Linked DNA regions of Homo sapiens: region 1 is linked to region 2. Evidence: chromatin loops called from intact Hi-C (ENCODE). Cell type or tissue: prostate gland. All regions are shown on one strand. Region 1 has its middle 1.4 kb from the start of UBE2I-AS1. Region 2 overlaps GNPTG (N-acetylglucosamine-1-phosphate transferase subunit gamma).

Region 1 (2,500 bases), 63 kb after region 2:
CTGCCATCATGCCCGGCTACTTTTTGTATTTTTGTAAAGACGGGGTTTCACCATGTTGGCCAGGCTGGTCTGGAACTCCTAACCTCAGGTGATCCACCCGCCTCGGCCTCCCAAAGTGCTGGGATTACAGATATGAGCCACTGTGCCCGACCCAACTTCATATTTACTCTCTGTTGTTTTCAAGACAGCAGAAGCTCCCTGAATGTGTGTTCATGCTGGGCCAGCACCGTGCTGGGGTAAAGGAGGATCCATTCCGGCCACCACCTCCGTCCTGAGCTGACAGGCCGCTGGGGAGATGGTCAGCAAGGGGGGAGTTGCTGCAGAGCCAGAGCCACACTATTGTGAGGACAGTGAAAGAGGCCCCAACACCCTCACAGGTCCGGGCAGCCTTCCTAGAGGAGGTGGCATTGAGGTGGGCATGGAGTTTCCGGGATGCAGCGGTGAAGGGTGAGGTCAGAGAGAGTGGGCCAGGGCGTGGTTCAGAATGGCCAGGCTGAGGGCTCAGGGGTGGGGGCTGCCTGAATCGAGCCCAGCAAGGAATTCGGACTCCCCCCTGCCGGCAGAGGGGCACCAGAGTAGGGTCTTCATAACACAAGCGATTGGCATTCTGCTTGGATCAGAGCTGTGGAGCAGCTGGGAGGGGCAGGACCCTCGCGGGAAACCTCTCAGCCGAACTCCTGCAGAAATCTGGGGTGTGGGGGCTCGGTGGTGTGGACAGGGCCACGCAGAGAGGTGGATGGAGGGGTACCTGGGACTCAGACTTGCAGGGAGTGGGAGGGCAGGGGGAGTCCAGGGTGACCCCCTGGCCTAGCGTTTGCGTGGCTGGGGGATGCCGGGTCCGCAGGTCTGGGTGGCCGAGGGTCGAGGGGGGAGCTCAGGTTGGGTCCTGCTGGGCTCCCGGAGCCTGGGACCCGGTGGAGTGCAGACCTGGCTGTCCCGGCTGGGCAGGTGCGTGAAGCCCCATGAGGAGGCGGCCCGGGAGGGGGCGGGCAGAGGCAAGAGGGCTGTGCCGGGACCCAAGCGACGGCAGCAGGGGTCAGCAGAGGGGCCTGCGGCGGGGTGGACGCTGGAGCAGGAGACCAGGGGAGGTTTGTCAACAGGGCTCCACAGACGGCCAGCCGGGCAGAGCTGCCGGGAGTCCGTCCGCCTCCTGGGCTGCCTGCCGCCCCCTGCTGGCCCTGCCGTGAAACGCTGGTGCCTCAGGGGACACGGCCATGGCCCTGGAGTGGGTGTCACCGTGGGGCCGCCCCCGGGAGGGGCTCTGCCTGAGCCTGTGGAGACCCCTCCAGGGACACCGGATGCCTGAGCCCAGAGCCGCGCCTGCAGAGTGGGCTGTGCTTGTGTTGGGGCACGAAGGACACGCTTTGGCCAGGACAGTGGGGCACTGACTGGTGTCTAAGATGCTTGAGGCAGGGCAGGCAGACCTGCAGTCACTCCTCTGCAGAGTCGCACACCGGGGCGTGTGGGCTCTCAGCCCTCACCCCACCCAGCAGGAGGGCGTGGGGAGGCGGGGCAGCGGGTTGGACCAGGTCTCCTGACATGGGGCTGCAGCCAGGTGGGGTTGGGCTCCTGGGATTCCCATGCGCGTGGACGGTGGGTCAGATGCTGTAGCCGCCATCTGAAGCCGACGTGTGAAACTTCAGCTTCTTAGCAAGGTAGACTGATGCTTTTTTTTATTTTTTAAGACTGAGTTTCGCTCTTATGGACCAGGCTGGAGTGCAATGGCATGTTCTCGGCTCACTGCAATCTCTGCCTCCTGGGTTCAAGTGATTCTTGTGCCTCAGCCTCCCACGTAGCTGGGATTACAGGCGCCCACCAGGCCTGGCTCATCTTTTGCATTTTTAGTAGAGATGGGGTTTTGCCATGTTGGCCAGGGCTGGTCTCCATCTCTTGACCTCAGGTGATCCGCCTGCCTCAGCCTCCCAAAGTGTTGGGATCACAGGCGTGAGCCACCACACCCGGCCTCCCGCGCGACCCTGGCACTGTTAAAATTTTTTTTTTTTTTAAACAAACTTCAGCTTCTTAGACGGGCTTTCAGGGCTACAGAAATCGCTCACGTTTTACACCCGCTTATGTAAGTGTGTGTGCGCTGGAGCGGGTGTACACAGGCATGTTCACTGCACCTGTATACAGGTGCAGGCGTTTCAGGGGGGCATTAGCTACACAGCATTTCTCAACCTTTTGGAAGCTGGGGTAATTTGGCTCTGAAACCTGTTCCCTGGGTCGTGCCCTCTTGCGGATCCAGGAGAGCAGGGACATTTGCCTGTGCGTTCACTGCCGTATTCTTGGTGTCTGGAGCAGTGCCTGACCTGTGGCGGGTGCTTAGTGAGTTATCCGTGCAATGAATGAATGAATCAATGAATGAATGAATGAATGAATGAACGAACCAGCCGGAACCTTGCTGGCCGTTGACTGAAAATGTCTGGATTCAATTGACTGAATCAAACAGACTTAGAGCTTGAGAGGGAAAAATTATTTCACTTAGAAAATAAAAGTTATC
Region 2 (2,500 bases):
TGTCCTAGGCAATGGTGCTTTGTAGCTCCTTGGAGATGTCGCTGGGCGTCCTGGCAGGGGTCAGGCAGTGAACTGGGAGAGTGGTTGCCTCCCCAGCACCCGTGACCACCCTGGTCCTGCTCGTGTGGGAGATGCTCGGGCCGTGTGTGCGCCAGGGTCCGGGGTGCCGGGTGTATGTGGCAGTCACCTGACCCGCGCTGCCAGTTATCATCGGAGCTCATCCATGTGGCCAGTGAGGTCACAGGAGAGGACCCGGCCACAGCCTCTCAGTGGCCTGGAGCACACGGGGGAAGCGACCCCCCCCAGGTCCCGGCTCTGCTGTGGTCCCCTGTCCCGTCTGCCCCTGGAGCGACAGTGTGGTTTCGGCCGCAGCAGAAACGTGACTGAGAACGCATCCCCGCGATGACCTGACCCTTCTGCTCAGGGCTGGGACTGTCCCTAGGAGTTGAGCAGGAACAGGCATCTGTGGTTTACGGCGACCTGGCTCTCCGCGGGCCACGTGGGTGGTGAGGGCACACGAGTGGGAAGCGGCACCGACGTGTTTCTCCCCGACCGTGGCTTTGCCAAAGACTTTTAATAGCATTTTTTAAGTGCAAAACGTCTAGGTAAAAATCTTTATCATCAGTGACCAAATTAGAATGTATTTAATATAGTAGGTGGTTTAAGAACTGTTTTAACGTAAGACAAACTGATAGCAACATTCTGTTGTTTTAAAGGAAGTGGGTCCGTGACATTCTGCAGCTAGTCCACTACTCCAAGGTAACTATCGACTTGGTTTCAGTGAATCTATTTTGTTTTTAACTACAGTGATTTATTAGCTCAGTATCTAGAAATTACGTATATTTTGTGCTACTGTCATCGATGTGTAAACTCTGTTTTTATTTGTATTTATGCACTTGGTTCCCATTTGGAGCCTCTGGTCTTTTCTGGGATAAGTGGTGTCTGCCGAGACATCTCCCGGTTGTCAGTGGTCAGGAGCAGCTGAGCTCTAGTCTGCCAGCTGCTCTGCTCTTTCTGGGAAGGAGGTGGCGCCCGCCCCTCAGGGTGTCTCCAGGGCTCAGCTTCCGGGGTGGTAGAGCTGGGGAGCCCCAGGGGTGGGGGGACAGCTGGGAGATGGAGGTGGCACCTGCTCCCCTAGATCAGTACTGGCTCTGAGGACAGGTGAGCAGTGGGAAGACCAAAGAATGGCTGGCAGCGCTGCCAGGGTTGGAAATGGGGGCAAGATCCTGGGGCTGTGTGCCCTGGGGCCTCCCTCACCTGTCTTGGTGGCCATGGCCTCAGGGATGGCTCCTAGGTGGCTGAGGCACAGCAGTGGCTGGAAGGTGCCCCGTGGAGGCTGAGGTGGAGGCGCGCCCAGCAGCTCCCCCCTGTGGCCATGGCGGGCACGGGGCGTAGGAGCTGGCTGGCGGCCGGCTCTGCATGTTCTTGTTGCCTGTCGTCTGTAACTCTAGTGTTCGACATTCGCCGTGATACAGTGGTGTCACGACGTGTGTAACTGTGGTCAGCAGACCTTGTTCCGCGTGGACGCCTCAAGTGGATTAATTTCTGGAAGCCTCAATCTGTATGTTTGAGTATTTACATGAGAATGTTATTTGAATGGAATTTTCTTAACCCAGAAGGTAGTATTTATAATCATTTACTTGTAGCGAACTGTTTAAAGTTAACACTTGTTTAAATTTTTTTACACTATAGCATTTATGCAATGGTTTACAGAATTCATGGAGTTATTTTTATCAGTATGGGAATTAATTAAAACCTTGAATCTTTGTTTTGTCTGCTTCTCTGAGCACAAGCCTGGTCAGCTGGTCCCTGCGGGTCCTACCAGCCAGCTTCTCTGTAGGGCTCTCGGCCGCGTCCACCTCTGCTCTCCCACCACAAGGTCACAAACTCCCACGCAGTCCTGGGTCACCCCGCAGCTGCTCTGGAGACTTGGCTCTGGGCGTCTCGTGGCCCAAGTGCTCCAAGTTGGAAGTTTCTGCCAAAACACCAGGTGGCCAGTCCTCACCTGGACCCACAGGTGGCGAGTGTGATGGTGAGCCTGGCCCTCTCCCCACAGGTGACTCACCTGTGGGCCTCGTGTAGGGGATGCCGTGCTGGGTGAGCAAACCTTTCAGCCTTTTGATCTCCTTTGAGAGTTCTTTATGAGCCTACCAACCACAAAAAGAGTTCAAGGGAAAGCCCAGGTGCTGGAGGGCTACTGCGTGCCACCACCTCCCCCCAATACGGTACCTTCCTGCAGTTTTCCAGGGTCTCAAACCCCAAGCTGTCAGGACCTCCCTCCAGCTGGGTGGGTTCATTTTCTTCTGGGGTCTTTAAGTAGCCAGCATCCTCAAAAAGTGTCCTCAGCAACTTCTCATGGCCCTGAAGGTGGAGGATGCAGGGGCAGCACCCAGCTCCCAGCCAGGCCCACCAGGGGCCACCCCGAGCGCACGCTTACCTGGGGGGTGATCAGCTCATCGGCCAGGTCCTGCTCTACCTGGTCCCACTGCCGCTGCAGGGC

Evidence for each region. Hi-C counts contacts between places; a loop is a spot of excess contacts. Peaks named below come from ENCODE experiments on the same cell type or tissue, not always from the same donor. Only the 100,000 strongest peaks of a DNase experiment are listed, where the experiment ranks them.
Region 1: a loop joins it to region 2, with 3 times the contacts of the local background. A loop is called at or near these places in 23 of 110 quality-filtered maps.

What each region holds. Positions count from the first base shown.
Region 1 is chr16:1,299,744-1,302,243 of GRCh38, reverse strand. No RefSeq gene overlaps it. Among named protein-coding and RNA genes, the nearest start is that of UBE2I-AS1, 1.4 kb to the right of the region's middle. RefSeq lists silencers at 898-947, 1,118-1,267. In prostate gland, a CTCF peak has its summit at 1,205 (motif pointing left); a DNase peak (open chromatin) is centred at 1,173.
Region 2 is chr16:1,362,472-1,364,971 of GRCh38, reverse strand. It overlaps GNPTG (N-acetylglucosamine-1-phosphate transferase subunit gamma), which reads right to left. Exons shown (of 11, transcript NM_032520.5): 8 at 2,438-2,500; 9 at 2,230-2,361; 10 at 2,066-2,147; 11 at 859-1,975. The coding sequence ends at 1,881. It overlaps UNKL (unk like zinc finger), which reads left to right. Exons shown (of 15, transcript NM_001372107.1): 15 at 1-1,767. Among named protein-coding and RNA genes, the nearest start is that of GNPTG, 12 kb to the right of the region's middle. In prostate gland, a CTCF peak has its summit at 1,375 (motif pointing left); a DNase peak (open chromatin) is centred at 1,351.